2 separate regions of the Homo sapiens genome follow, and region 2 is linked to region 1. Evidence: chromatin loops called from intact Hi-C (ENCODE). Cell type or tissue: heart right ventricle. All regions are shown on one strand. Each heading gives the region's core, and the rest is flanking DNA. Links, peaks and the distances in the headings are about the cores only. Region 1 overlaps SDK2 (sidekick cell adhesion molecule 2). Region 2 holds the start of LOC105371888 (a long non-coding RNA gene).

The links. Hi-C counts contacts between places; a loop is a spot of excess contacts. Peaks named below come from ENCODE experiments on the same cell type or tissue, not always from the same donor. Only the 100,000 strongest peaks of a DNase experiment are listed, where the experiment ranks them.
Region 2: a loop joins it to region 1, with 4 times the contacts of the local background. A loop is called at or near these places in 42 of 110 quality-filtered maps.

What each region holds. Positions count from the first base shown.
Region 1 is chr17:73,423,840-73,433,975 of GRCh38, forward strand. SDK2 (sidekick cell adhesion molecule 2) reads right to left here. Exons shown (of 45, transcript NM_001144952.2): 10 at 9,893-10,009; 11 at 7,663-7,830; 12 at 6,672-6,774; 13 at 77-253. Among named protein-coding and RNA genes, the nearest start is that of SDK2-AS1, 85 kb to the right of the region's middle. RefSeq lists an enhancer at 5,616-5,665. In heart right ventricle, for the core only: CTCF peaks have their summits at 5,719 (motif pointing right) and 5,923; DNase peaks (open chromatin) are centred at 5,752 and 7,206.
Region 2 is chr17:73,948,719-73,958,854 of GRCh38, forward strand. LOC105371888 (a long non-coding RNA gene) reads right to left here and starts at 2,142. Exons shown (of 6, transcript XR_934962.2): 1 at 1,963-2,142; 2 at 1,026-1,234. In heart right ventricle, for the core only: CTCF peaks have their summits at 4,207 (motif pointing left), 8,056 (motif pointing left) and 8,260; DNase peaks (open chromatin) are centred at 4,183 and 8,046; H3K4me3 peaks cover 989 bases; H3K27me3 peaks cover 4,237 bases.

The sequences.
Region 1 (10,136 bases), core at 757-8,756:
GACTCGGCTGGCTCTGAGCATGCCAGTTGCTATTGCCTGGACCGCCTCTGCCGGGGTCTGGGAGGGCTGCCCTTACCTGACTCGCAGGTGGGCACTGCGAGAGTCGTTGCCTCCTGCTGAGATCACCCGGCAGGTGTACGTGCCGATGTCTCCCGACCACGTCTGTGAGATGTGCAGGGAGCCGTTTCTGTCCAGGCGGATACGAGGATGGCTCTCCGTGCCCAGGGTGGCCCCGTCCTTCTCCCAGATGTACCTAAAAGTAAGAAGAACCCGTAAGTACAGAGGGAGAGGAAGGTACCTTGGGAGTGGGCCTAGCCTGAAGCTTGTCCCGAGAAAATAGCTCCAAAGCTGGGCAGAGGACAACTGCAGGCAACAGCCAGGCAGGACACTGGGATCGGGGAGCGGGACACTGTTGAAGGCCAAACAGTCTGGAAGCCCATCGTTCCTGCGGGGAGGGTGCAGGAGAGTGGGAGAGCGAACGCATTCAGTCATTATTGGTCGTTACACCTTCAGTTCAGGTTGGGTCAAAGCGTTGTTGCTTCTGGCCAGAAGCGCTTGCAAAACAGCCAGTGAAAGGTATTCTTCTGAAGAGGCTGAAAGATTACAGCTGAAAAAAGGAATGCAAGTTTCCTCATAGTCACATTTCTGAATTAGTTTTATGAGGGGAATCATTATATCAATGCATCAGTGTGACAAATTGACTATAGTGTCCAAAAAAATCCCTTTAGCTTCGGTCAGTCAATACAAATGGGGCTTGAGAAATTACACACGCATCAGTGCTTGACAATAAAAAATATCTTCTCTGAATTTGTTCTTGAGGAAATAGAACCATTATCATTGTCATCAACATACAGGGAGTGCCAGCCCTGGGGGGCAGGATGCCACACAATGAACCCAGGCGAGGTTGGCCTTGGTTCTCAGTACAAGTGTGAGGAACCCGGTGGTGGCTGAGATGCTTTGCAAATAGCCCCGTTCAGCTGGGGTACAGGGTGGGGGCCTGAGCTGCTGGCTCCCAGGACTATCTGGGTTTACATAATGTCAGATAACTAGGGAGAGTGAATCTGTAATATTTTTAACCTAAGTTTCAAAAGCAGAACCAGGCTGGGTGCATGGCTCACACCGGTAATCCCAGCACTTTGGGAGGCCGAGGTGGGTGTATCACCTGAGGTCAGGAGTTTGAGACCAGTCTGGCCAACATGGCAAAACCCTGTCTCTACTAAAAATACAGAAATTTGCCGGGCGTGGTGGCCAGTGCCTGTAATCCCAGCTACTCTTGAGGCTGAGGCAGGAGAATCACTTGAACCCGGGAAGTGGAGGTTGCGGGGAGCCGAGATGGTGCCACTGCACTCCAGCCTGGGCGACACAGCAAAACTCCATCTCAAAAACACACAAAAAGCCCCCCCAAAAAACAGAAGCAGAACCAACAGAAAAGTAAAAAGTACGGGTAAGAAAAATAAAAAAAGAAAGGAAAAGAAAAAGAAAACTCAAAAGTTTTCTGATACTAGGGAACCACGATTAACATTTGAATGTGTGCATATCTTCCAGACCCTTCTTCCCCGCCCGGATAGGCAGTGCACTGCAGCACTGCTGCATTCAGGAGTCAGACTCTCAGGCCAAATGCTGGCTTTGCTACTTTCCAGCTTTGTGATCTTGGGTGAGCTAATTTATTAATGAATTTATTTATTTTAGACAGAGTCTGGCTCTGTCGCCCAGGCTGGAGTGCCGTGGTGCGGTCTTGACTCACTGCAACCTCCACCTCCCAGGTTCAAGTGATTTTCGTGGCTCAGCCTCCCGAGTTGCTAGGACTATAGGCGAGCACCACCACGCCCGACTAATTTTGTATTTTTAGTAGAGATGGGGTTTCACCATGTTGGTCAGGCTGGTCTCTAACTCCTGACCTCAAGTGATCCACCTGCCTCAGCCTCCCAAAGTGCTGGGATTACAGGTGTGAGCCACCACGCCTGGCCTTGGGTGAGTTTATTTAACCTTGCTAGGCCTCAGTTGCCTCACCTGTAATATGAGGAAACTAACACCACCCACCTCATAGCACTGCTGTGAGGATTGTGCAAGCTAATATAAAATAGAGAAGTGCCTGAACCACGGCAAGCGGTCAGTAACAGTTAGCCTTTGTTACATATTTTAAATGATACAGTATATTTACATGAATGGTATACAGCAATCTATTCAGCCATCCTATTTTTATATTTTATTTTATTTTATTTTGAGACAGAATCTCACTCTGTTGCCCAGGCTGGAGTGCAGTGGTGCGATCTTGGCTCACTGCAACCTCCGCCTCCCGGGTTCAAGCAATTCTCCTGCCTCAGCCTCCCTGGTAGCTGGGATTACAGGCCTGCACCACCATGCTGGGCTTTTTTTTTTTTTTTTTTTTTTTTTTTTCTGTATTTTTAGTAGAGACGGGGCTTTGCCATGTTGGCCAAGCTGGTCTTGAACTCCTGACCTCAGGTGATCCGCCTGCCTCTGCCGCCCAAAGTGCTGGGATTACAGGCTTGAGCCACCACGCCTGACCAGTCATCCTGTTTTTAAAGCTGCTTTTTGACTCAATAAAAATATCATAAACTCTTTTTGATGTGATATTTCCACACCATGATTTTTTATTGGATGCACATGTGTCAGTACAGCTGTTTTGTAATTTAACCGATCCCATAATGTTGGACATCCAGTTTAGCTCCTTGGTTTCTAATATTATAGTTAAAGCTGTGGTCCTTATGGCAAAATGTTTACAACCATTCCAAATCATTTCCTCAAGGACAAATTCTCAGCAGTGAAATCGTTGAGTTAATTTTTAAGTCTTTTAATACCTATTTACAAATCAACAACAGTAATCACCTTCAATTCATCCCTTTATTTAGAAAGGACTTGCCAGCACTCACAGGATGGGCAGAATTTTACTTAAAAGCAAATTTAGTTGCAGAGAGTAATTCCCATGTAAGAAATAGCCTATGGGGGCCGGGCGCGGTGGCTCATGCCTGTAATCCTAGCACTTTGGGAGGCCGAGGCTGGCGGATCATGAGGTCAGGAGATTGAGACCATCCTGCTAACACGGTGAAACCCTGTCCCTACTAAAAATACAAAAAATTAGCCAGGCGTGGTGGCGGGAGCCTGTAGTCCCAGCTACTCGGGAGGCTGAGGCAGGAGAATGGCGTGAACCCGGGAGGCAGAGCTTGCAGTGTGCCGAGATGGTGCCACTGCACTCCAGCCTGGGTGACAGAGCGAGACTCCATCTCATAAAAAAAAAGAAAAAAAAGAAATAGCCTATGGCAAGCAGACATTCTTTGCTTCAGAATGTGGTGCTTTAGGAAGCAGAGATCACTGCCTGTGAAGTATTTGTGCCAAAACAATTGAACATGAATCTAATTAGCAGTTACTGAAATTGAATTATAAATACAGAGGATAGAAGAACAGGTTAACAACACTGTGAGACAGCAGCCAGGCCAATCCAGAGTGTTGAATATTCCATAGCAGGATCAACAAACTATGGCCTGCTGCCTGTCTGTGTAAATAAAGTTTTATTAGAACACAGACATGCCCATCTGTTTACTTAGTGCCTGTTTACATATGGCTGCTTTGGCACTATAAACAGAGTTGAGTAGTCATGACAAGACCATATGGCTCTCTTAAAGCCTAAAATGTTTACTTTTTGGTCCTTTACAGCAAAGATTGCTGACCTCTGTCTTCTAGAACCTGGTTTCTCCAACAAATCAATTACAAAACAAAAACAAAGATAAAAATAAAAAAGAAGTCTTTTCAACAAACAGTGCTGGAAAACCTTGACATCCACATGCAAAAAAAAAAAAAAAAAAAATCTAGACACAGATCTTACACCCTTCACAAAAATTAACTCAAATTGGATCCCAGAGCTAAATGTAAAATGCAAAGCTATAAAACTCCTAGAAGATAATACAGGAGAACATCTAGATGACCTTGGGTTTGGCAATGACTTTTTAAATACGACACCCAAGGCACAATCCATGAAAGAAAGAACAGATAAGCTGGATTTCATTAAATCAAACATTGCTGCTCTTTGATAGACACTTTCAAGAGAATAAAAAGAGAAGCCACACACTAGAAGAAAATATTTGTAAACGATATCTTTGATAAAGCACTGCTATCCAAAATCTACAAAGAACTCTTAAAACTCAGCAATAAGAAAACAATCTGATTAAAAAATAGTCATTGACAGATGCCTCACCAAAGAAGGTACACAGAAGACCAACAGGCAAATGAAAAGATGCTGTACATCATATGTCATTAGGGAAATGCAAATTAAAACAACAACGAGATATCACAGCACAGCTATTAGAATGGCCAAAATCCAGCTGGGCACAGTGGCTCACGCCTGTAATCCTAGCACTTTGGGAGGCTGAGCTAATTTTTTTTGTATTTTTAGTAGAGACGGGGTTTCACCATGTTGGACAGGATGGTCTCCATCTCCTGACTTCATGATCCACCCGCCTCGGCCTCTCAAAGTGCTGGGATTATGGGCGTGAGGCACGGCGCCTGGCCAGAGTGTTTTTTTCTAGAACTATTTTGGAGGTTTTCATGCTAGAAACCTGCACCCGCCCAGGCCCTCACCCCTGCACCTGGCTTTGCTCTGAGGACGTGTCACTCAGGATTCAGCGGCACCACTTTAGTCTGGTTTGGTTGTTGAGATCCTTTCTATTAGGTTGGTGCAAAAGTAATTGCAGTTTTGACCATTCCTTTCAAAGGCAAAAACCGCAGTTACGTTTGCACCCACCTAATAGTCTGCTTAGGGAACCCTGCTGTGTTTTGCAGATAGAACAGGGTTTTCAATCCTGGTGACACATTAGAATCACCTGGGGAGCTTCTTAAAATTGCTGAGGTCTGGGTCTCACCCCATCCCCAAGATCTACCTCAAGACGGAGGGTAGAAGGGATGTCCCCGTCCCCCCAGTCCAAGGAAGACAGACTGGGGTGGGAGCTGCTGGGGTGGCCTTGGGCATAGACTTTGCCAATTTTGGGGGGGATAAAGGGATGATTCTGCTCCCCAGAATCATCCCTTTGATGAAAAGATGGTCCTAGATGGTTAATTCCGTTTAAGGCGAGGACCTCCCTTCAGTAACCTGGTACAGGGATTTCTGACCTGCAGTTCACTGGAAGGGCCTACAGAGTGGGTCTGCAGGTTACTTTGCAAGAGACCCCCGAATCCCATTATGCATCAGTAACTGTCTAGAGAATGAATACAATGTATGTCTTTCTCAAATAAGTTGACACTTTTTATAAGTAAGTCATCTTTTTTATAAATAAAGTCTGATTTAAAGTATACTGAATTTCAGAATTTCCCTATTAATGAATGCTAAAAGTATAGCTACTACACAATGAATGGGCCCGAGATACACAGCAGTATTCTATGTGGGTTCTCTCCCAGGACCTTTTTTACAGTTGGTATGTTAATTTTTTAAGAAAAATCTATTAAACCCAGAAATAAGCATATTCTGGAATCTCAGTCAAAAATCTTCTAACTATTAATACATCTATGTACATTTTTGCATTTGTGCTAGCGTCATGTGATGACTGCCTTAAGTGGTCAACACTTCATGAGGTGTTTCTCAAACTGGGGCCGCTGATATGTTCTCTGAGAATCAGTGTTGGCCAAAAGCCTGGAGCCCCTTGTACCAACCTGGGCTCCCCGGAGTCTCATTTGGGGGTGGCTGTACAGACTGTCATAGGTCCAGTGGCCACCAGATGGCGCCCCAGGACGCAGCTGCCTTCGGCATGAGGAGGAGGCCATTTCTCCCAGTGCAGGAGCGCCGGCCCCTTCTAGCCTCGGTGCCAGTTGCTTTGACAGTGATATTGCTCATAAAATAGAGAAGCAACACGCAGGGAATATTTATTTCTAAGGAAGCAGTTGCATTTCCCTCAGCATTCTGGAGCTCAAGGAAGAGAAGGCAGGGACAATCTCCTCCTGGTTTTAGCTTCCAAAGCCTTGGGGGTGGGGGTAGGGTTTGGTTCAGGTGCTTGGGAGGGGTCCCGGCTTTTATACCTTTCTTGGCTGCTTCCTCCCAGCCCTTTTAGTGGCTTCCACAGAGGCGGGACTGAGTTACCTGGAAGCCAAGTCCCTTGCCAAGGTCCCGGCTTGGCCATGGAAGATGGTGGGGTGACCTCGGTTTGGAGGCTCAGTTTCCCACATGTGCTTCTCTTGCAGGGTCCCCCCAGGGGTCATCTCCTGCCCCACCCCTATAGCTGATCCCATATCCGCCTGCCCAGACCCCTCTGCTGCCCATTCAGAGGCCAGAGGGCCAAAGACTTGGGGTGGGCTGGGGGACACTAGCAGTGGCGTCCAGGGCCAGAGACAGCAGCTCCTTCCCTTCCATGCTCACTAACCCACAAGCCTCTTCCTTTCCCCTCCCTCACCCCCTCCTCCATTCCTCTTACTTCATCTTTCTGCACCCCTTCCTCTTTTCCTCCCACCTTGGAAACTGGCTTAACTCAATTCAGGGTAGCTCAGTTCCCGGGTGTTTATTTCATACCCCCTACCTCTCAGCCCTGCACTCAGCTCTGGAAATGCCACTGCCCAGGAGAAGGCGTGGCTCTGCAGCTGTTACCTCCCTAATGTGGACACTCGCCCAGCTACAAGCTATTGCCAGAGGCTCCCCCTCCCCTCTTGCCTGGAGTCAACAGCAGAGCCAGTACCTGATGGTTACTCGGGGGTCGTGGGTCACTCCGCACACCATGGAGGCCTGGGTGCCCTTGATGACACTCTGATCCTGGGGGGGCTTGGTGATGCGGGTCCGAGCTGAAAGATACAGCGGAGACAGCATGGTGAGAAGAGGTGTGGGGGCTGTGTGGCTGGACTCTGGGTGGATACCATATGAAAGCCCCCAAATGGTTAAAAAGAACAATGAGCTCCCTGGTACTTTAATTCTTGGAAGCCACGTCATAGTTGGGGCTCATTAAATTTTGCTCTCACAAACCATGTATGGGATGGAGAGACCAAACTCTAAGGACGATCAGGACCATATTTTCAGCATATCAGTGGTCCAGCCAGGGTAAAAATAGGGCTTTCTGATTTCCAGTCTAGTGCTTCATGCACCAGGACCCCTGGGCTCAGCCCAGACAAGTGGCCCACAGGTATGCTGGGTGTGGATCCAAAGTTGGAAGTGGCTTGAGAAGCTCTCTTACAGCAGGGGTCGGCTAACTACAGGCTGGGGGCCAAATCCGGCAGGTGGCCTTTTTGGCTAAATAAACCCTTACTGGAACATAGCCACGCCCATTGGATGACATACCGTCTGTGGCTGCTTTCTAGATAAAACGGAAGCTAGTTGAGTCGTTGTGACAGAGACCGTCTGGCCCACACAGCTTAAAATATTTATGATCTGGCCCTTTCTTGAAAATATTTGCCGATTTCTGCCCTAAAATATATGAAGGCAGCTCTCCTATAACTTCAATGTTCTCTCAAGTCGGCCAAGCATAGCATCACCGGCAGAATCTTCCTAGTCCCTGGCCTCTGAACCACTTTGTCACTGTCCCTCTGATGAGAAGGGCCCTGACTGGGACAGACACTGGGGATGGAGACACTGGTGGTATGAGCCTGTGCCCCGTAGCTGTCCTGAGTCCTCAGCACCTACAGGGATGTACACACGCACACACAAATGTATAAAGCCCTGTGGCTCTGCACACTCACCCCAAACGACTAGGTCTGCTGAGGCCTCATCGACCCCCCGAGAGTTGGTGGCCAGGCAGGTGTAGGTCCCCGCATCGGAGATGTGTGTGGGGCTGATGAGGAGGCTGCCCGACTCCAGGGGTGTGAAGCGAGGCAGCTGCACAGAGCCACTGGCCAAGATGCGCTCCCCTGAGGGCAAAACAGGGTGGGGGTCAGCCTGTAGCCCCCAAGGGCACACCCTGCCCTTCCCTGGCCGCTCCAGGGCAGCATGGTCCCCCCACAGGCCCCTGGCTCTGGAAATGCTGGAAGGAATGAGGACAGATGGCGGTGGGGCTGGGGTGGGGGCTGAGAGACCTGGAGAGCTTTCTGGCTTAGGGACGGACACGAGGGCACAGGGTCTCAGAGCGGGCAGCCTAGAGCCCAGGTCCCCTGATGCTCCTGTGCCCGCCACACCACGTGCCCTTCAACAGAGAAGGGGGCGCAGTTTCCTGATGACGGTGAGCAGTAGCCCGGCACAGCCCTCAGAGGCAGCTGGCACCCGGGTTGGGGGAGCTGGCGGGGGGACAGCTCTGACAAGGTGATGACGGGCATCCTGCGGCAGGATGCTTCTGGGGAGAGTCACCTTCAAGAGAGTGAAGGGAAGTGACGGGAGCTGCCTGGAGTGGGGGTGGGGTAGAGAGGGACACGCTGTCCCCCAGCAGCAGCCCTGGTCAGGACAGACCTCCTTCTGCAGGGGGACCCAGGGAGCCTGGGGCCCAGCCTGGGAGGGTCCTGGCCAGAGAAAGAGGGGGAGAAAGAGAGAGTGCAAGTGCACCTGCAGGAGTGAGCCTGGGAATGCAGGTCTTTGTGACTATGTCTATTTTAAAGAACCCCCCACCCCCGTAAGGAAGGGAATCTCCATGTGTCCATCTGGGGGTCGCATGTCCGTTTGTACATGCGTGCAGGCACAGTGAACTGAGTGTGCTGGGTGGATGTGTTTATTTCCATGTGTAAGCACGTGCCTAGGTGTGCCCCTATTATCCCCACAAATGTTTATTGAGTGCCTACCGTGTGCCAGACTCTGTTCTAGGTCCTGGGAGACGGCAGTGGACAAAACCGACACCCCTGACTTTGTGGGGAGACAGGCCATGAGCTAGGTAAATAAGCCGATGACCAAATGCATGAGAAGGTGGGGAGTGAAGGAGGTAGGGCTGGAGGGGAGGGCTGGGGGCTGGGGCAGGGTGAGTCCTTGGAGGAGGCACCTCTGAGCTGGGGCTTGCCGGTGTGAAGGAGCAACTGTGTTTGTACGTGTGTGTGCACATGTGTATGTACATGTGTGTGCATATGTGTGCACATGTGTATGTACGTGTGCATGTATGTGTGTGCATGTGTGTGCACATGCGTGTGTGTGCATATGTGTGTGTGTGCAGGGGAGAGTTGTGAAGGTGAGTGTGCACACACAGAGGTGAAGAGGAAGCACACAGGGCAGATGGCCTTAGGGAGGTGGCTTGGGCTTTGCTGGTTCCGCCATCTGGAGCCCTCTGAGCTGCCTGGGGTAGGAGACTGGCAGCAGCCACCACTAGAATAATATTCATCATCAAGCACCTATCGTTTCCTGGGCTTTCGGACTCCCAGGCATAATGCAGGACCCTCACATGCACGCTATAGTCTAGTCTTCACATCACCCTGGGGTATATATATTATTGTCACCAGTTTACAGATGGGGAACCTGAGGCTCAGAGTGAGTTAGTAACTCACCAGGGTGGCAGGTCTTGGAAGATGAAGAGCTGGACCTTGAGCCTGGCAAGGCTGGGATGTGAAGGATGCTCTTTTTTTTTTTTGAGACGGAGTCTCGCTCTGTCTCCCAGGCTGGAGTGCAGTGGCACAATCTTGGCTCACTGCAAGCTCCACCTCCCAGGTTCAAGCGATTCTCCTATCTCAGCCCCTTCCCCAAGTAGCTGGGATTACAGGCAACTGCCACCATGCCCGGCTAATTTTGGTATTTTTAGTAGAGACCGGGTTTCACCACTTTGGGCCAGGCTGGTCTTGAATTCCTGACCTCAGGGTGATCTGCCCACCTCAACCTCCCAAGATGCTGGGATTATAGGCATGAGCCACCGCGCCCGGCCGAGAGATGCTCTCTTGGGTTGTACAGTGTATGACCTTCACAAGTGTACGTGGGGAACCCAACCTGGCTGGCTCCAGAGCCTAGTTCTGAAGACTCTTCTAGGCTATCACCCAGCCACACTCTCTGAAGGTGTGTTCCATCTACCTTTCTGCCAAGTGATAGCTGGTCGGGGCGCCCCCGAGGTCTCACATGCTAGCACCACTGACATGCCATCGATCACCGTGCTGTCCAGGGGGCCTCTGGTGATGTTAGGGGCGATGCCTGCAAACAGAGAAGTGGGGCCTTTTAGCCACACCCTGGGAGATGTCCCCCAAGCCAGAGGGCCAGGGGCCTCCAAGCCCACCGAGGGCCAGGCCCTCATCCTCCCCCTGCCATGGTGAGGGGCCCT
Region 2 (10,136 bases), core at 915-8,914, 530 kb after region 1:
ACTGAGTCCTGAGGCATGTTTGCAACAGTCAGCAACAGTGGCCAGGGAGGTAGGAGGGAAACCAGGAGTCTGTGAGCTCCTGGAAGTCAAGTCAAGAAAATGCTTCGTGGAGGAGGGAGCACTACCTTTCAGAAAACTGCCCATCACACTGGCAAGCATCCTTATAGGCCAGGCAATTTGCTGAAGACTCTGTGTGCATCACCACACTCCACGGGTCTTCTTCCCTGTTGTGGGTGAGGTGCTGTGCTGCCCCGATGCCCTGTCAGGGCCAACACAGCCATTCCCCAGTTGCTGGGAGTATTGGCTGCTGATGCTGAAAGTCACACCCCCTCCCCAGGGACAGCCTGTACCCAGAGACGGTTGACACAGCTTCCCTGCCACATTTGGGACACCTCAAGTGGACCATCTGGCTTACAAGCTCCTAGGGGGACCAGCTGAAGCCTCCGTTGTAGCTACAGAGTTAGGTAGATTCCTCCATCAGAGTAAAGAACCGCTGACTGCATGGGCTGGAGGAACAGGGTGCTACTTGCTACATCTTATCTTAAAGAATCTTTTGGATGCTTTGGTGAGAAACAGGAAACTAGCAGACTCTCTAGCCAGGCCATTGTAGGTTTGACCCACTTCACCCCCTCCTGACACTCCCACCTTTCCCACCACTTTTCCTCTTTTCTGTAGCACTTACCACCTGCCAACCTGCGATTTAATTTCCTTATTTGTTGATCTATTGTTTATTATCCATCTTCCTTCTTTCCTACAATGTCAGCTCTAGGAAGGCAGGGCTATTCATCTGTTTTGTCCCCTGATGTATCCCAAGTGCCTAGAACGGTGTCCACTGCATAGCAGGTGCCAGTATACATGCACGAAATGAGTTCCTGGACGAGCTGACCTTCAAGAGTTCACAGCCCAACTCTCCCATTTTTGCTGAATCCCACCATCCCACGTGAACAGAATGAGCCAGACCTCCAAACCCACAGAGGCAGCGTGGGGTGCTGGGACTTACCACGGCTAGGAGGCAGTCTCCTCACCTGCAAGGTGGGATGCCAGGAATGGTTTGCTCACAACACGGTCACAGGGAGCCACCTCGAAGCCTTCCTGTAACGCTGATCAATGAGGCCAACCCTATGGATGGAACCCATAGTCCAAGCCAAGTCTGAGGCCTTGTTTCAGGGGCATCCACAGCACCTAAAGGGTGCTGGGAGGGGGGCGTTCGTTGAGAACAGCACACACTGTACTCCTACAGGAGGAGAAGACAGACCCATTTTAGACTGACGGCTGCTCTGAAATGGGGGACTCAGTGTGAGATTCCCGTGCTAGAGAAAAGAGTCTCAGTTATTCCTCGTGGTAAGCAGGCGTGGCTTTCGATGGGAAGTCCTGCCTTCCCTGTTTCCCAGCCATGTGACCTTGGCCAAGTCAAAAAAAATATCCTGGAGCCTTATTATCTGTCACTACCTGTCAAATGGGAAATGAGTGAGATTATGTGCCTGAAAATGTTTTGTAAATTCCACAGCAGTGGTTCCCAGACTTTGAGATTTCATAGACGAGGGAAGTTTCCAGTAATCTGGAGCTTACATAAGGATTCCAGCGTTCTATTTTGCCACCTAAGGACACTGAAACACAAGCAAGCAACGAAGCGGTGGCTTGCCCATCGTCACTATTCTGTCATCAAAGGCAGAACACACTTCATGCTAAAAATGGAAGAAGGCCAAAAATCTGAACAAAAGATAGTCTTTGCAGCTTGAAAAAAAAAAAAAGTGAACTTAAAGGAAAAACTCACTGACTTGTCCTTGATTTTCTCATGTTGCCAAAGACAAGGGAAGTTTCTCTCTGGGAACATTGTGAAATGATGAAATGAGAGGGCTGGGATGGCGCACCCAGGCAAACAAGAGAAGCTGCCCACCGTGGAGGCGGGGACCCGGAGCTTCAGGCTCTCCGGGGCTGAGGGGGGTCAAAGTCTCCACCCACCTGACACCCATTTGAAGCATGCTGGTGCACAAAGGTACTGCAGGTGGGAAGCTTTCTGTAGGGTTCCCTGAGGAGGACGGAGTAAAGGGCTTCTCTTCACAGGAGGAGTGAGCTGGGAGTCAGGGCCTGGTTAGCAGGAACACAACGTACATGTGATCAATCCTGAGTGCTGAGCACTGTGCGAAGGGCTTCCTGAAGGTTATAGGAAGGAACTATTATCATTCGTTTTGCAGCTTGGGAAACTGAGGCACACAGATGTTTCCATTGCTTCCCCAAATCTCACAGCTAGTCAGTGGCAGAGCCGGGGCCCTAATTCAGCCAGTCTCGTTGCAGAGGAAGTGTGTTTAACCACTCACTCCAAAGCATGATCTCCAGAGCGAGGAAAGGGCTTCTCTGCTGATGCAAAGAGGCAGATTTCTAGCAGAATCAGCCCTGATCCTGATGCTCACAGGCTGGCATGTTGGGTCCAAGACGGCAAAGCTACTTTTCTGTATGAGTTCCCCATTGTAATGGGTTGAACAGTGACCTCCATAAAGGTGTGTCCAAGTCCCAAATCCCTGGAATCTGTAAAGGGAACCTCACTGACCTTATGTGGGGACAGGGTTTTGCACAGGTAATTAAAGATCTTGAGATGAGGGACGGGCGCGATGGCTCAGGCCTGTAATCCCAGCACTTTGGGAGGCCGAGGCGGGCGGATTACTTGAGTCGACGAGTTCGAGACCAGCCTGGGCAACATGGTGAAACCCCCATCACTACAAAGAATACAACAATTAGCCGTGGTGGTGTGTGCCTGTGGTCCCAGCTACTCAGGAGGCTGAGAGGGGAGGATCACTTGAACCAGGGAGGCAGAGGCTGCAGCGAGCCAAGATCACACCACTGCACTCCAGCCTGGGTGACAGAGCCAGACCCTGTCTCCAAAAACAAACAAACAAAAATCTTGAGACGAGATCATCGTTGACTTAGGGTAGGCCCTAAACCCACGGAAGGGTGTTCTTATACCAGACAGAAAAGGAACAGACACAGAGACACAGAAGAGAAAGCCACAGGAGGAAAGAGGACTCTGTGCCTCAGTTTCCCAATCTGCAAAACGAATGATAATAGTTCCTTCCTATAACCTTCAGGAAGCCCTTTGCACAGTGCTCAGCCTTCAGGATTGATCCCATGGATGTTGTGTTCCTGCTAACCAGGCCCTGACTCCCAGCTCACTCCTCCTGTGAAGAGAAGCCACAAGAAGACAGAGGCAGGGACTGGAGGGATGCGAGTCTGGGAGCCACGCCACGCCAAGGACTGTGCAGCCCCCAAGCTGGGAGAGAGCCCTGGAAAGGATCCTCCTGCAAAGCCTCCCTTAGAAAGCAACTCTGCTGACAACTCGAATTTCGACTCTGGCCTCCTGAATTGTGGAGAAATACATTTCTGTTGTTTTAAGCCACCAGTTTGTGGTAGTTTTTAAAAGCAGTCCCAGGAAACTCACACATCCCCTTTCCTACTTCCTCCGCGCCAGCTTCCAAACCTCTCCCCCATGAGAGGATCAGAGAATTCCTCCCAGCCCTCCAGCAGTGAGCTGCTCCCCCACTCCATTCATCTCCCGGTTCCTCGCATTCATCCCCCACCGAACCCACCCACAAAATGCTGAATCGGTGGGTGAGATCCCCATAGCAACGGCTCCGATGCCAGAACCCAGGATTACGACACCGGATCAGCCAGAGACGCGCTGGAGGGGCCCAGGAGGGGCTGCAGCGCGCCGCAAATCCCCCGGGGCTTACGGGAGCCGCTCTTTAGGAGACAGCGCTGGACGAACCGGGCGGGGTGGGGATGGATAATCTTCAGGCGCCAACGCAAAACGGCCGCAAGACGTGGCCAGGCCAGGAGGCTCCTGGGTCCCGGGCCCGCGATGTGGCCCTTGCGCGGGGACAAAGACGAGGCCATCGCCCTCACGTGTTCCCAAAGACGCCCAACCTCATCAGGAGGCCGCCCCATCCGCCACCTGGGAGCGTCCCACACGCCCGGGCCCTTGAGGATGTCCCCTCGGCGATGTGCCTGACCGGGCGCTCCCCGCCCGCCAACCTCCAACCTCCAACCTCCGCCCTCCACCCTCCACCCTCCTTGCTCTGTCCGCGTGGACGCAGCCCCCGGTTCAGACACTAGCGGGTGCGCGGGGCCGCCCAGGACGGCGGGAGAGGACGGGGCCCTCCCTCCCCTCTGGTCCCCCAAAGCTCCCCGGACGCCGCGGCCGCGCCCCCTGCCGGCTCCCTCCGGCCGGCTCCCGCGTCCCACTGGGGCTCCTCTCCCGCTGCAAGGTCAGCGCTTCCCCGCCCCACGCCCTCCACAACTCCCCGCCCTTCCGTTCCTGCTGCCGCCGCCCTCTCCACCCAGGCTCCTGTCACCCACCACGGGAGTTCACACGCTCCAGTCCATCGGCCTCCCCCGGCCCGACCGCCCTGGCTCAGGCAAATCCCAGCCTGCACTTCCCGAAGGAAGTCCCCTCCACGCACACACCCTACACGCACGCACACATTTACACACACGCCCTCACACATTTACACACACGCCCTCACACACGCAAATGCAGACACCCCCTACACTCACCCTTACACACACACCCTCACACATTCAAACACCCTCACACACATACACCCTCACACACATTCACACACCCTCACACGCACACAGAAACGCAGACCCCCCCCCCTCCACTCACAGGTACTCACGCTCACACACCCTCACACGCGCTCACACACACACTTACACGTAGACACATTCATATACACTCTCTTACACACATTCACACACCCCCCCCACACCCTCACGTATTTACACCCTCACACACACATTCCCACATGCCCATGCCCACACACTCACATTCACACACCCTAACACACAATCACAGACACACACACACAAACACACAATCACATATACACATACACACAGACACACACAGAATCATAAACATACACACAGAGACACACAGAATCACATATACACACACATACACACACAGAATCACATATACACAGACACACAATCACATATACACGGAATCACATATACACACAGACACACAATCACATATACACAGAGATACACAATCACAGAGACACATAATCACATATGCACGCAGAATCACATATACACACACAGACACACACAGAATCACATATACACACACAATCACATACACACAGACACAATCATACACACGCAGAGACACACAGAATCACATACACATATACACAGAGACACACACATATACACATACAGAACACACAGAATCACATATATACATACAGACACACAGAATCACATACACACAGAGACACACAGAATCACATAAACACAGACACACACAATCACATATACACACACACAGAATCACATATACATATACACACAGAGACGCACAGGCACACATTCATGCACACATTCACACAGATTCATTCACACACAGACACACCCCCTCACACAAGATCACACCACACGCATGCTCATTCACACACAACACCAACACCCACATTCATTCACAGACTCACAAAACTTACACACATATACGCACACACCATTCACACACTCATGCAAGATACCTTACAAATACACAGACACACGCAGACACAAATACACACATAGACCCCTCACAGATGCACACACCAATGCACACAGGTACACTCATTTGCACACCACACACCCACTTACACACCAATACACATACTGGCACACTCATACACAGACCTATAAACACACAGACCCACCCATACTCAGACATACTCATTTGCATACCCACTCAGCAACACAGACTCACATTCACATACATGACAGAGACAAACTCACACAGGCACACTCACATTCACACAGGCACATTCACACACACCCTATTATGCACATTCTCACAACAGACATGCTTACACACATTCACACAGTCACACACACACACACACACACACACAATCTCGTACTGAAGCCCAGGCAGTGTCTACCAGCTACACAGACATTGTGGACAGTGGAGTGGTGAGAGGTACAGGCGTATTCAGGTCAGGCAGGTGGGATCTGAGCAGAGGCATCATGAGCCCAAGGGCACCTTGGTGGCAAGGACATCACCTATTGTTTCTCTGCATCTTCCCCCTCCCCGCCCAAATCATGCAGCACAGTGCAGGGCACACAGGTTCATCATAAGTGTTTCTTCAATGAGCAGACAGGAGCTACCCAAGCTTCAATGTACGTAAGAATGCATAGTGGCCGCCATTTTACAGGTTGAACTTGGAGCTTCAAAGCAGCCTTGGATAAAACCACTGGGCCATTCTCCAAAAAAGAGAATGGAGAATGTCAACGTCCTTAATTGTCTGCCTGTATTCCATGTACTTCCTGACTTAGAGCCTTGATTGACAAAATCCCCGTTCCAAGAAAATCTCCCTGCATCACCGCAGGCACTGTGTGTTTGGCAAGTAGACTTTCAACTTTGGGTTGTGGCATGAATAAATAAATGACTAAATCAGCAAGCAGTTTTCCCTGCACCTTGGCACAGGTCTGGGTACAATCAAGGCATCAGTCAAGATGGGAGGGTAGTGGGTGGGTGTGGCCTTTAAAAGATGGGAGTTCTGCCTCAGCTCACTACTTAGCCCGGCACAGTGGCTCATGCCTGTAATCCGAGCACTTTGGGAGGCTGAGGTGGGAGAATAATTGAGCCCCTCCAGTCAAGGTTGCAGTGAGCCATGATAGAACAAGATGTTGTCAAAAAAAAAAAAAAAAAAAAAAAGAAAGGAAGAAAAGAAGAAAAGACAGAAAAGAAGGAAGGGACGGGAAGGGGAGGGGAGATCCGAAAAGCAAAAACTAAAAACCTCACTTCTAAGGCACTTTCTGGAATCGTTCCACTCCACTCGGATCTCCCTCTTTATTGGGCATCGTTTTGGTGAGTAATGAATTCAACCTGAGCCCCATTCCTGTGGGAGGTTAGCCATTTCACTTTCCTAGATGTGTGAGTATGTGTGAACCTATCGCCATCACCTCTTCTCCCATTAGTCTGTAATTCCCCCTGAGCAGATCGGGCTGTTTCCATTGAGATTTCTTTGGCAATGATGACACAACTCTGCCAGCAGCAAGTGTCCAGCCAGACACCTGGGTCACCCCCTAGTTGGACGGTGCTGGGGGAAGCTCTGGCATGGGCAGCTCCACCTCGGATGCTTCCTGGAGTAGATGTTCTGGCTGGTGTCCATGGAGATGGAATGGGAGAGGGACTTCCTTAGCCACAGCCACGCATGTCTTCCCCTTTATGGGAAAGTATCTGAGTGCTGGTCATTTTCAGACCCTAGGGAAGTATCTAATTGCCCTCCTGGAGAGCCCCTACTTATAGAGAAGATGGCAAGGCTGTCAGAGAATCCAATGCCACATTTCCCAAAAAAAGGAGGAAAGGCGGGCCCCAAGAGGGCCCTCAGCAGGTACAGAATTGGAACTGCCAGACAGACACGCCTTTTCCCATGCTACAACCTTGGCTGCCATGCCCCTACTCCCCTTACTCCTGCTTCTAGAAGAAAAGGAAGGGAGAAAAATGCAGGAATTTTCCAGAAAGATCCAGAAACTCCCCCAAATTGCCAGAAGTCTCCAGGCTTGTATATTAATGCAGTGGTGCAGTGCAGTAATTTACTCTAACTACCTGGGTGTGCCCTTGATTCTGGCTAGATTAGATTGAATCAACAAAGAAGCAGCACAGAGTCCTCCAGTGCTGGAGCTGAGAAACCCCAGAGAATGCAAGGAGGCTTCATTTCCTGATTTTCTCATCTGTACAATGGGGTGGTAATAGCACCCACATCACAGATTGCTGTGAGGACTCAGTGACTCAGACCATATAAAACGCTTGGCATGGTACCTTCCACATAGCAAGTGCTGCATAAAGGCTGATGATGATGAGGCCGATGATGAAGGCAAAGAAACTACTCCTTGCCCAAGGTCATCTGGGCGACTTAGTGACAGAGCTGCAATTAGAACAGGGGTCTCTCCAAGTTAGGCCACGCTGGATAGCCTTGCTGCCAGTTCCTGGTGCTTTTGTATCTTCACGCCTCCCCCCAGGCCCAGCTGAGCACCATCAGGGCCTCAACAGAACCAACAGTGCCCCCTGCAGGCCTTGGCCTCCTGGGACTGTTCAATTCAGGGCTGAGGCCTCTGGGAGCAGTGGGAACGTTTGCCTACAAAACAGGTTCTGTGGAATGCTGCTGGGACACTAGGGTTTTGCCTCCGAAGATGGCTTCCCTGGAGTCAACAGTTGCCTGTCTTCTTCCCGCCTCACTCCTCCTCTTGCCAATCTTCTTAGCACCCAGGATTAAGCATAAACATGGGAGTAGGGGACACGAGACCCAGGTTCCAGGACACTTAAGCCACTGGCTGGCTCCGTGGCTGCAGGCAATTCCCCTGACAGTCCTAGGCCTCTTTCCTAGAGGCCTTCCAACGTCCCAGACAGCTGCCAAGTCCAAGGATACCCTGAGCTCCTCTAAGCTCTGGCCAGCAGGAGTTCAGGACGTACCTTGCTGCAGTGTGGGGTGATTTGGGCGCCCCAGCAGCTTATTCAGAGGGTGCAACATCAAGTTCATTTCCTCCTTCCTCGTTCCTGCCAGCCCAGCCCAGCCCAGCCCAGCCCAGCTCAGCCCAGCTCAGCGCTGGGCCCTCCACCTCTGCTTCCCCTCCACCACCTGTCTAGGGCAGTGTGGTCCAGGGTAGCTGCAGGCCCACGTACCAGCACACATTGCCGCCTGTCTGGGCTCTCCTGCTGTGTGTGCTGCTTGGGGAAGAGTGGGATCCACCCATCCATTTTTATCCAGCACTTCGCGGGGTCACATTATGTGTGGAGTGTGTGATGAAGCCTTCCAATGATGCCTCCTGACAGAGCCAAATCTGACTTCCATAATGGCCTGAGAAAAGGTCATAGCCTGGGACTCTGTATTACTCTGTCACAGAAATTAAAGGAGCAGTTTGCCACAATAAAGGACCGTCTGCTTGGTGGCCTGCTCACCCTTGCCGGCTTCCTCCTGCTATCTTTTCTGATAATGTGGATAAGAATCTGCTTGCAATGGCAGGCAGGATTAATTCACTCTCCAGCACTACAGAGAAGCCGCTGAGTACAGCTGCCTCCGCCACCTCCCTGGGGACACACCTCAGGATGAAAATCACAGCTGGGGGTGCAGGGAGGGAGCCGTACTGAAGAGTTTATGTTGACCAACTTCTTTCCTAGGGTTTATCTCTTTATTTGCCCCACCCTGATCCAAAAAGTACACAAGAAGAAAAAAACCCGGGTGCTAACAATGTGCTAGTTTTTTTCAGTGGTTATTTGTGGGAGAGGGCATGGGAAAAGAGCTGAGTGGGGTTAGGGATGTGAGTTTTCAATTATTAATTTGTACATATATTTTAAAGTTTTGAATAATTTTTAAAGTTTTTGAATTTTCCAAATGAACAAAACCAAGCACCTTCCCTGGGAGATGGTAAATGCATGTGTTGAAATGCCTGCATCGCATCTATATGCAAGCTCAGGTGAAGGTGGGTAAGCAAGGATGCCGCTGAGCCCGACAGGTGTGGGGTTTGCTGGGGGGTGGAGAGGAAGGACAAACCCCTGGAAGAGTGAGATGACCATTCGCAGCTCCCAGCATCACTTAAGACTTGATATTAGATAACTTGGTCAGATTAAATAGAAAACATTTCTCACCAGCATCCTAAATCTCTCTTAGTTTTGATATTTACTTATGATGCTTGTTTTTATTTTATTTTTTTCTTGAAAGGGTTTACAGGCTCCACACCCCCAGTCTCTGTGCATGGCTTTGAATTTTACAAATGGAGGCTGTAGCCTGGGGAAGACAGTGCTGCTTCCATCGTGAGCTGCGCTGTGGCTGTCTCCTTCCCATCTGCAGGAATTGAGGAATTCCTAAGATGACTTGTTTGGGGGCTGCTTTGCTGCTGGGGGTGGGGAAAGACAACTTTCTGGCAGTGGCTCTTGAGTGAACCAAAATTGCCATGGATAACAAATGATGCAATACTAGGTCCTGAGCAAGGAAAAGGCATAAACCCCGGAATTGGAGAAAGCTGCTTCTAACATAACTGACTCCTCTCAGTTCTTGAGAGTAAGAACCACAGAGCAGAAAAAGTGCTGGGTGCCTCAGCTCTGCAGCCTGGTCCAGGCGACCAGCTCCCACTCCTGCTCCTGA